2 separate regions of the Mus musculus genome follow, and region 1 is linked to region 2. Evidence: chromatin contacts called from ENCODE Hi-C data. All regions are on one chromosome and are shown on one strand. Each heading gives the region's core, a stretch centred on a gene start or an enhancer-like site at or near the end of the contact. The rest is flanking DNA. Distances are from core to core; before and after follow the strand shown.

Region 1 (5,741 bases), core at 739-3,238, 780 kb before region 2:
CAGACATCAATGGAGCATTCGAGTGCTCTTGATTTATCAAATGTAGGATTAAAGGCCGCCTGCAGTCAAGCATCAGAAGTAGACTCAGGAGTTGGGAAGATGGCTCTGCAGTGCTTGCAGGTCTTCCAGAGGACCCAAGTCTATTCCCTGCCTCCCACATCAGGCAGCTCCCAACTGACTGTAACTACAGCGCCAGCAATTCCATGGCACCTACACGTGCATGGGAAGAACAGACACACGGAGACACACGTTTACCTGCAGACATTGGACTGCCAAGTGAAAGAATTGGTACTCTTCAGTGTTCAACTGGCTAAGTGCTCTCTGCTCTGCCCTGATGGAAACCCTGGGTAGGCAAGCTTGTTCTCCTCCGTGTCAGACAGCAATGAGTGGTGACAGTGTTGGGGGGCAGGGTGAGAGGTGCACTGTAGAGAAGTGTTTGAGAGCCAGGGCACCTGGTGGGCTGTTCCGACTCTAAACACTGGGCCCAACTAGGGTCACCCAGGAAGCATCTCCTCCAGGAGATGGAATCTCCAAAGCTTTAGTGGCTGCACCAGCACTACCAGCGGGATACAGGCCTGTGGACATTGTCAATAGTAAGTCAGAGGCTTCTGCAGGCTATAGATTCTTCAGCTGTCAGACAGCTATGCTAACGCCTCCATCTACACTTCATTGTGGGAAGCCAGGGCCCAAGGACTTGACAAATGATTTCTAGACAAGGCAAGGTTGTTCAGGAGCCCAAGATTAGACTCAAAGTGGTATCAAAGGCCAGCCTAGTCTACAGAGTGAGTTCCAAGACAGCCAGGGCTACACAGAGAAACTCTTAAAACAAACAAACAGAAAACGAAATGGCTGGACAGAAGTATAGGGGTTAGTACCTATCAAGCTGTGGGGCACTGTTGCCAACCAGCTAATGTTCCTTGCTTTTTCTGGTGCAGCCTGCAGGCTGAAAGTAAGAAAGGCCACTCAGTGAAAGACATTGCTGGACATGACATCCTAACACCATGAGGAAAGGAGAGTGCCTCTTGGTGGACCACCTGAGGAGTAGCCTGCTCATACAACCCAAGACGGGGTATTTGGGCCAATCACAGCCATTTGTTTGGCTAAACACCGGTGTCTTTTGTTTATATGTGTACATGTCTGTGAATGTGTGAGTGTATGCGTGTAAGGGTGGCTGCATGTCTGGAGAGATAGCATAGTCCTCCATTTATCATTAAGCCACCAGTCACAGGTCTGCACAAAGCCCTGGCCCAAGCTGTGCTTACTGGGCCAGGACAATCAGTTGCAATCTTTCGTGTAGGCATATCTGAGTGTTCTTGGAGTGTTTAAGACAGCTGGTGCAGTTTGGATGGTAGTCCTGCTAGCTGTTTGACTCGGTCTTCTTTGCTGGAGGCAGCTCCATCAACAGAGAGACTCAAACAGCTGCGAATTATAGTTAACTACCGTCGACAGTCTTTGTGAGTGCTTACATAAATGTAAAGCCCTTACGTACGTCTTCATCGTTAACTTCACGAATGTAAAGTCACCTAGGGGAAACACCTCTGGGAGTATGTTCCCAGAGAGGTTTAACTAGGAAGTGAAAACCTACCCGGAAAGTGAGTGGACTCATCCCACGGACGGGCTCCCAGACCGAATCAGCGGGAGTGCTGGTGTGTGTGCTGCGTGTCTCAAAAATCAAATAACTAACCAACTAACAAAAAAGCTGCGTGTCTCAATAACTAATCAACAAATTAATCAGGCCAGCAAGAAAGCTATTTCAAAAACCAAGCAACCAATTAAACAAACAAACAAACAAACAAACAAACTACAACGCCCAGCGTATCTACATAAACCCAGCCCACTCCACTTGCACTGCAGCGGCTGAGCCCGGTCAGCCGGAAGTTCCTGGCTCTCACGTGCAACCTACAGGAAATGTCCGGGCAGCTGGCCCTTCGCGCATGCTCATAGTGTTCCGCGAGACGCTGCGCGGAGGATTGTGGGGCAGCAGTGGGTAGTTTGCTTCCTCCCGGCCGCCGCGTCGGGCTTGCGGGAAGCTTGTTCCAGCCTTCCGTGTCGGTGCTGTACTCTGAGTCTCCGGCGAGTCGCCCTCAGGCCGCCGCCAGCATGTCGGGCGTGCGAGCCGTGCGCATCAGCATCGAGTCGGCCTGCGAGAAGCAGGTGCAGGAGGTGGGCCTTGATGGCACCGAGACGTACCTGCAGCCGCTGTCCATGTCGCAGAACCTGGCGCGCCTGGCACAGCGCATCGACTTCAGCCAGGGCTCTGGCTCTGAGGAGGAGGAGGCGGCAGGGCCTGACGGCGATGCGCCGGACTGGGGGGGCGCGGGAGCCGACCAGGACGACGAGGAGGGTGAGGCTTCGCCCTCGTTGCTGGTTCTATCCCAGGGTCTCCCCTAGGGTAAACTGTGTTTTGTGGTGGGTGGCCTTGAGAAGTATTGACAGCAGTGGGAAGGCCGACCCGGTCGGGACTCGGGGTCCTGTTCAGGCCAGGAGAAGAGGCATTCGCTTTTTTTTTTTTTTTTTTTTTTTTTTTTAATAAAGAACAGCTGAAAGCTTTTGGGGGTGATTTTAGGTGGAAACAGGTGATACTTAAAATGACCACTGAAACTTTGAGGTGAATGAATTACAAGAAAACAAAACTGAAGAGGGGGAGTTTGGAGAAGCAACCAGACTAGACTTTGGATTCTCCTTATTATCAAAAAAAACCAAAATTTGAAACCACAGTTTTCGATTTAGTGATGTGACAGAATCGGTTTAAGTGAGGATGTTCGTGTTTAGTGTGGTAATTCGCCAGGCAGAGGCAGTCAGATTAATGAAAAACATGAGCAAATAGACACCATCTCAATAAATAAAGAAAAATTTAAATGTAGTTTTCATAAATTTGACAGAAAGTTAAAACACCTGGGACTGAAGAGATGGCCCAGCAGTTAAGAGTACTGATTGCTCTTCCAGAGGTCCTGAGTTGAATTTCCAGCAACCACATGGTGGTTCACAACCATCTGTAATGGAATCCGATGCCCCCTTCTTTCTGGTGTGTCTGAAGACAGCGTCATTGTACTTACATCCATTAAATAAATAAATAAATCTTTTTTTTTTTTTTTTTTTTTAAATCTTAAACAAGCCCAACATTGTCATTATCCAGTGTTGGAAAGGCATGCCAGCTCAGTAGTTTTAAATGCAAAATTCTAAATGTGTATCACATTTGATCCATGAAATCCCCCACCCACAGAAAGAACTATAGAGCACAGGTATGTATTAAGATCCAGTACTGATGTCATTAGGAACATTTGACCTGTCTATTAAGGGACAGGCTTAAATGGCATGCCTCCTGGCTTCCAAATATCTTGTGGTGTGTGAAAGAGTGACTAGTTCCTGTATGCTGGGTTGAGATATGTCTCAGGAGGGAGGAGAGTTAGGCCTAAGATTAAAAGAAAACTTTTGACTTTCACTCCCTGATCCTTTATCATGAACTCCTTAGAGTGAGCATTTATTAAAAATTGATTAAAAGAAGCCGGGCACTCGGGAGGCAGAGAGACAGGCCGATTTCTGAGGTCAAGGCCAGCCTGGTCTACAAAGTGAGTTCCGGGACAGCCAGGGCTACACAGAGAAACAAAAACAAAAACGAAACAAAAAAATTGGTTAAAAGAAAGGTATAGCTGAGCAGTGTTGGCTCATGCCTTTAATCCCAAAACCCTGTCTCAGGGGTGGGGGGGTGGGGTGGGGGGAAGGTCTATTCGTGCAGCCAATGGTAATGCTGGTGTTGTAGGCCATTTGGGGCTTTGCCTGTTGTTTTATAGTTCAGGAATGTTGGAAGTTCAAGTTCTAAATGTTGGAAGGAAACAGGTTATTTTAAAGGCTTTTGTGGGGATGGGGGATATAGTTTAGTGCTTATCTGGGATGAATGAAGCCCTAGGTTTAGAAAGATTCGAGTGCCTACTTGAGATATGATGACAGCTTTGGCCTGTGGAAATTAGACTGGCATTTGTTTTGCCATAAGAGGAGTCTTAAGTGTTAACAGTTGAAGAAAGCGTATGAGAAGGAAGTAAAGGAGAGGTGGTTTGGAGGAGAGCTCATTTCTCCTTTTCACGCTTTTAAACCTCTAAAAGAGCCACCTTCTGTTCTGTAGTCAGTGTAACCAGTACACATGTGTTTCTGCTTTTCTTTTCTGTTTTTCAGGGTTGGTAAAATTCCAACCTTCTTTGTGGCCTTGGGACTCTGTGAGGAACAATTTGCGAAGTGCCCTTACAGAGATGTGTGTTCTCTATGATGTCCTCAGTATTGTCAGGGACAAAAAGTTCATGACTCTGGACCCCGTCTCTCAGGATGCTCTTCCTCCCAAACAGGTACATGTGCCTTTTAACTGAACATCTTTTCTTTAAGTCCCAGGACCAGTATTTGGTTGTATGCATCTTGTTCCCTTTTACTTTGTTGAAAAATTAAATCCACAAGCTAGAGCAATGGCCCAGTGATTAAGAACACATTGTTGTTGCAGATGACGATTCGTAGTACCCACATCAGGCATCTTAAACATGCCTGTAAGTCCAGCTCTAGGAGATCTGACACCCCTCTGACCCCTTCATATGCTCATACACACATGTACACATAATAAAGTATCATTAGTGTTAGGAAAGAGCACTTCACAGATGAGGATTATCTTTGAATCAGGCTCCTTATGTAGATACAGAATGAGTGTGGCTTCTCTGCATCCAGGTACTACCCAGGCCTGACCAGTTCATACCTCAGCTAGTCGGTGAGGTCAGGCGAGGTGGTGCCAATTCAGAGTAATGTGGTTGGGGCCTTTTGTGAGACTTAACTTGTGCAAAACCTTTTGCTTTGTTTTTGAAAACACTCTACTGTTAGAAAATTTGCACTTGTTAAGACGTGTCATTTGGGAGTATAGCTACTCAATAAAACACAAAACTGGTGGCTGTACACACAGTCTGCATCACTTCTCAGCAGTTTCCCTCAGTGAGTGTAGTTAATGCAGTGCTGCGCTGACACCAGTCACAGTGAGGTACCTACTTGGTCTTAGGTCAGTGCTAAGCTTAGTGTGGAGTGGTGCCCTGTACATGCTAGTTTCTGTGCATAGGCTGCATCCAAGCAGGGCTTTGGAATTTAACGTGAAGTATGGGTGTCACAGGAAGGCATGCACAGGGTGGTCGCTGGGATGATAAGGACAGGGCCCCGGCCTAGTTTGCCCCACGTGGTAGATTGCTGAGTTCTAGTTTCTGGGCCACTATGGTGATTTGGCTTAAGGTGATTTTGTAAACTCGCCAAGAAACAGGTTACTTTGTTGTTTAAAAAAAGTTTTGCAAGGGAAATTTTTTTCAAAGTCTGGTATTTTACTTCACCACCTGCTCATTTTTCTTCTACATTTATTCACCATGTTTTTGTGTATATATTTGTGTGTGTTTGCGTGTGCGCATGGAAGGATGTAGAAGTCAGAGGTTACCTTAGGTAGCTTTCTTAGTTCTCTCTGAATTTTTATAGTTTTGAGTCAGTTTCTCTTTCTGAAGGTAAAGCTCACTAGTTGACCAGATTGACTGGCAAGCAAGCCTCCTGAGCTGTCCTTCCCTGGGGCTGGGATGCCAGGCAACAGGATTCTGTACTGGGTTTTCCATGTGGGTGCTGGGGATGGAACTCAGCAGGCCTCATGCTTGCATGGTACACCCCTTGCCAGCTGTCATCCCTCTTCCTTCGTGTGTGTGTGTTCAATCACAACTTTTTTTCTAAATAAAACATTACCT
Region 2 (5,948 bases), core at 694-3,193:
TATTTATTTTATGTATATGACTACACCATTGCTCTCTTTAGACACACCAGAAGAGGACATCAGACCCCTCCGATGGTTGTGAGCCACCATCTGGTTGCTAGGAATTGAACTCTGGACCTCTGGAAGAGCAGTGCTCTTAACTGCTGAGAAATCTCTCTAACCCATGTCTTCGGCTTTTTAAAACAGTCCACCAATTCAAGGGCTGTTAGAGCAACACTTCCATATTCACTACAGCTCCGTCTTCTCTGATGTGATTATCATGACTAATGAGTGCTTCATCTACACATAGCAATTCCTGGTTCAAAGGAACTTATGCTGGAAGACTGTCTAGCAACTTTACCTGTAGGGCGTAATTTTATTGTAAACTTTTTTGAAATACTTCTCTTTGGAGATCAGTAACCTAAATACTATAATTTAGACATGACCATAAGTCATATATATACATACATATATATAGAGAGAGGCTTGGTCCCATTCTGTGAACAAGACAAATGAAGGCCTTCTTACCTGTACTTTATCTTTGTATGAGAGGGAAGATCTCTGCTTGAATACTGCTTGGAGAGCTGGCTCAAATCCCCTTCTCCTTTTCCTCTCCCACCTCTTGCAGGTTCAAAAGTTGGCCTGGCTGCTGTTGTCATCTTTTAGTCTTCGGCAAAAGTGAATTTAAGTTATACTTTCATTTTACAGATAACTCAAAAATATCTATTCTTAAATCCTTCTCAAACTCCCCAAAATTGCTTAGTTTGCTTCAACACAAGTTCCTAAAAATCCGAATTATGAAACTCAGGGTGTTTACTAGGCAACTCTTATTCAGTATAAATAACTACTATGAAGATCTGAGTTAGTGCTTCTGTTCTGGCTGGGTAGCCCTGGGCAAGTCTTCTAGCTCGTTTCTGTCATTTGTGGAATGCCGACATTTCTATAGTATTATGAGATTCCCATACATGATGTCAGATCTTGCACAACAGTGTAGTGTAGCTTTTAAAATAAATGACTTAAAAAAATGTTATCCCACTAGCACTAGCTTCTCTGAGATTTTATTTTATTCTTTTTTAAAAAAAATTTATTCTTTTTTTTTTTTTTTTTTAATTATAGGATCTCACAATGTAACTGTCCGGCCAAGATTTGCTGTTCTACCAGAAACCTCACACTACAGCAAAGAACCCAATAAAAAACAAATTTCTTTTAAAGTCACAGTCAAACTTATTATGTTAAAATTTGTTTAAAGTCCCCAGTGACATTTACATGGGCAACCATTACCCCAGAATCTTGTTGACTCAATTTTCTTCTAAAGCAGTTACCACAACATTTATCAAGGCTGTAACTTCCGCGATGCTCAGAAAATCGGAACTCCACCCAACCAAGTATCAAGAACCCATCCTGAACTGGGTATGATGGGGGTACTCCTGTGATTCCAGAGCTTGGGAGGTGAAAGCAAAAGAATCGGGAGTTCGAAGCTAGCCTAGGCTACAAGAGAACCTTTGCCATTTTTAGCTGTCAAATAAGAATTGCAGCCTAACTGCAGGGCTACTAAATCTCCGTTAGCTTAAGCAGCTGCTCACACAGATCGTGTGTGAAGTGGGAGTTTCTCCCCATCCCACCCTCCTTTGCTTTTCTCAGTGTCTGAGGCGCTGCACCGGTGACCGCCCCGGGCTCGGCTTCAGCTCCGGACCACCATCCCTGCACCGCGGCCTGTACGATCGTCACGGGCTGCGGCGGCGACTCGGCTCCCCGGTGCCACCCACACAAGAACCACAAACCACCATGCCCGGCTGCTCACTCTGGCGGGGGTCCTACGCAGCACCTTCCGAAACTCACTCATGAACCAATGCGACCCTTAGCTCCCAGAAATCTCGGCGCCGGGGGCGCCAGGCCCAAGACCGGAAACAAAATGCAGAGCTTCCAGTTTTTACACCAGGGGCTCGGTTGAGACCCGGAAGCAAAACCTTCGCACTTCCAATGGCTGTGGAGAAGATGCGAACTCCACACCCGGAAGCAATTCCGGAGTTGTGTGTGTGTTTTTTTTTTTTTTTTTTTTAAACCGTCTCTCACAGGCTGACGCAGTGACCAATCAGCAAAGACACGGGAAAAAGATGGAATGACGTTGCCTAGGGGCGGAGCCAAGGCAGCTTAGGGGGCGGGCGTTTGAAACCGGTGCTTCATAGTCGACCCCAAATATCATCTTTTTTCCTTTGCGAACCAATTACTTAATCTCTCTTGCGTCTTTTCCTTTCCCGACCCCCTCCCAGACTCGTTCGCTGCGGTTCTGCGAGGACGGAGGCGCCAGGAGCCGGTCCGCGTCTCGCAAGAGAGATGTGAGGAGAGCTTGCCAACTGACCGACCCAACGGCTCCTGCTCCTCAGTAGACCCCGCAGCCTAGGGACTAGAGTTGTCACTTAAGTGGATATGAAGAAGGCGCAAATAAGTACGGGGGCAGCCACGAGCTTTCCAAAGGTACCATTCCTGCGAAACCACTAGCCTTGAAGGCAAGGGTTATAGTCGCATTGCTTGTTAAGATATATAAATATATAGATATATAGCTATATGCATTAAGCGTTGTAGCGTGAGGGGAGATGCTTGTGAGCGTTTACGATAGTGACAATTTATGGAGCAGTGGGCCTAACTGCCAGGAGGAGCACGAGATGGGATTAAGATGGCTTCGCCAACGTTGTCTTGTGCCCCATCATTGAGATCTTGGGGACGGCCGATGCTCGGTAAAGAGGATTCTGTTCTCCAGTTTATCTCAAGTGGAAGGGTCTCCTAAAATTGAACATTTCCGTTCTTTTCTGTCCTTCCTTTGGAACTTTTAAATGAAGAAAGAGAATTAGAAAAGAACCCACTCCCTCCCGAATGTGCCCGCTCCCCAAGTAGAAGGTGAAAGCTTCATATTTTTGCCCTGAGCCTCACACAAAGGACACCGCTTTCACATTAGTGACTCAAACCCAAAGATGGAGACCCTCTTCCTTCCCTCGTCACATCCTGTTCACCTGCCACTCTTGTCCAGTATTGTGAAAATTACCCTGAAGTTCCTTTGCTTGTCACCACACTCCTTCAGGCCACTGTCATTTCCTCTTGATTTGTAATTGCTTTCATAGGGACTTTCCTAGTTTTGCACAAACAGAGTGATTTTTTCAGATTACCAGGTAGTGGTTTTGACACTTAGGATAAAACAGCCTCTTGCTTTTACTTACACAGTCTGCCTCCTGCCTGCCTTTAGTCACAGGCACACCACACTCAAGATACACTCAACTGGACATTTCTGTTTCTTTCAACAAGGCAGGATTCCATTGTTTCATTTGAGTTTTGAGCCAAGCTCTTACAGTGCAGCCCAGGCTGGCTTTCAACTTAAGTTCAGGCATGCATTCATCTGTTTTTAAAGACTTGGGACTGTGTTCTTCACCTCTGCCTCCAAGACACCTGTAACTCGGTTCTTCAGGGCATAGCTTAGTGCTGCTTCCTCTGTGAGGTTTCCCCTGACATCTCTACTGGTCCCCACTTCCTCCCTTGCAAAAGTGTCTTTATGGCACCCAGTTCTATATTTCCATAATGCTGAACTCTAGTTGGGTTTACTCTTTGTTTATATTACCTCATGCACTTTTTTTCTTTGTGGTCAGAGGCAAAGTATTGAGACTAAGTATCTATTTTCTATGAGGCTCTCTTGGTTCTAACCCCAGTTCTGCCCTCCTTAGCTATGCACAGTTGGGCAAATTATCTTTCCTCTCCTATCTTCCATCCCTTGTGCAAAAAGTAAGGGTGATTTATTTTTATTGTTACCATGGTAATTACATCACTTTGTAAAGTGCTTAGAACTATCTCAGCAAGTGACTTTGTTGAGTCAGATTTGGCTGTTACTAATACTATTACGGTCTGACTAACCTTAGAACCTAAATTCCAGTAAAGCAGGAACCCTGCCTCTCTTCACTAGTGGCCTCTACATATAGAGCAGTACACCATACATGACAGAGCTTGAGTAAATACTAGTTAAGTGAATGACTAACATGTTATAAATACAGGAATGAAATTGCAGTGGCAAGATGGTGACAGGAAATGCTTACTTTTTATATTCCAGCTGACTTTATCAACTCAATAAGTCACCACAGTCCATTTGACTTTGAATTATTAATTAATTAACACTTGATGATGCCATTACAGTTTAGCATTAAAAAGTTAGTTCACAAAAGTAAAAGCATTTGATTAAAATAGTCTGGAAGTGTTAATGAGACAGGCAAAACAAAACAAACAAATAAAAAAACCCCTAACTTTTAAGTACCTGTAAATAATAAAATGATACCATAAAGCTTTTGACTTAAACAGTGAAAGCACTTAAGACAAAGAAATGAAGTTGGGGAGATGTCTGTATTAGCTAAGGTTCGCAGAGGAACAGAGCTGACAGTGAATAAAGAGTAGACTGGATTTACTGGATTGGTGTACATGGTACAGTACAGATGTTGACTCTGGAATGATTGAGAACTCAGAAGCCACACAGTCCACAAGACTACATGTCTCCGCAGTTTAAGACTGTCCCATTCTGGTGCCTGGAGGATTCATTCCTTGAGAGCCACTGGTCTTCATTCCACATTGGAAGTCTGAAGAATCTGAATTCTGATATCAACAATAACAAAAAAATGGTAGCAGCAGGGTGGATTAACTAGACAGCAACCTGAGAATAGGGGGGATGAACTGGACAGTGCTGTGGAAGACAAGCAGGCAAACCCCAGACTTTTCCCTTGGGCTGCCTTTTATCTGGCTGCCACCAGAAGCTGCTATTCGTATTTAATATATAATATTAATATAAAATAATCTGATCAAGAAAATTCCTCACAGGTAGTCCTGTCAGTTTACCTCTTACTTGACTCTAGGTCCAGTCAATTTGGCAGAATTAGCCATCTCCTTTCCTTCTCGGATCAGCCTTTTCCCTCCCCATCTTCCTGTAGACGACCTTGTGTGTGAGCTGTTGGTGCGTGTGCACATGGAGGCAAGAGGTCATGTTGGGGTTTTCCTTGGTTCTTTACCTTAGTGTTGGAAACAATCTCTCACTAAACCTCAGTCTATTGGGTTAGGCTAGATTGACTACCCAGAAGCCTGCCTTTCCATCCCTGGGATGTGACAGATGCTCTCTGCCACACCTAGCTTTTGTTAGGGTCAAAACTTGAGTCCTCTGCTTGTACAGCAAGCACTTCAACAGAACCATCTCCCCATTCCTATAGTAGATGGTCTTTGAATTTTGGAAAATAGAATCCCCTTTACAAGGATTTCTTGCTTGGCTTATCTGTCAGGTTGCTTTGACCTTAATTTCCCATGTGTCACTAGAGATGATTCCTAGTAATGTGGGTCCTATTCCCAAAGCCTTAGTGACACATGCTCTTTCTTATCCTCTTATAGATCACACCAGCTTTATATGCACCTTCATTTTTAACATAGCAAAAGTAGTGTATAGTTTGGTAAGATGTTATATGTAATACTTGTGATTGTGAAATTGACTTTATGGAGGGGAAAATGTATGAATTCCACCCTCAAAGGTTCCAGAAAAACAGTATTCCAGCACTCAAAAGGAATAATAAAAAAAACCCTTAAAAGTCTCATAAGAAAATTTCAGAAAGTATAGTACTTGCTGTTTGGAAGGACAGTTTGATGAAGACAGACCATCCTATGGCTTTGTGATTTAGAAATCACATTGACTTTAAATTTAAACTGGGTGTGGTGATCCATACCTATGATCCTAGCACACCTAAGGCTGAGTCCAGAACCATGTCTTAAAAAATCGTGAGCCAGGCTTGGATGGTGCACGCCTTTAATCCCAGCACTAGGGAGGTGGAAGCAGAAGCATCTCTGAATTAGAAGTCAGCCTGGTCTACATGGTAAATTCCAGGAAAGCCATGGCTATGTAGAGATACTCTGTCTCAAAATAAGTAAGTTATATGTAGGAAATGTGAACAAAGTCAGCAGCT

Evidence for each region. Hi-C counts contacts between places; a loop is a spot of excess contacts on that map.
Region 1: a map of heart shows a loop between it and region 2 (4-fold over the local background). The contact joins the promoter of Med17 here to the promoter of Cwc15 in region 2. A Hi-C loop is called at or near these places in 2 of 37 maps with a recorded cell type or tissue (heart and regulatory T cell).

Annotation. Positions count from the first base shown.
Region 1 is chr9:15,276,153-15,281,893 of GRCm38, reverse strand. It overlaps Med17 (mediator complex subunit 17), which reads left to right and starts at 1,988. Exons shown (of 12, transcript NM_144933.2): 1 at 1,988-2,344; 2 at 4,171-4,337. The coding sequence starts at 2,101.
Region 2 is chr9:14,496,614-14,502,561 of GRCm38, reverse strand. It overlaps Cwc15 (CWC15 spliceosome-associated protein), which reads right to left and starts at 1,943. Exons shown (of 7, transcript NM_023153.3): 1 at 1,781-1,943; 2 at 508-646. The coding sequence starts at 638. Kdm4d (lysine (K)-specific demethylase 4D) reads left to right here and starts at 2,080. Exons shown (of 2, transcript NM_173433.2): 1 at 2,080-2,454.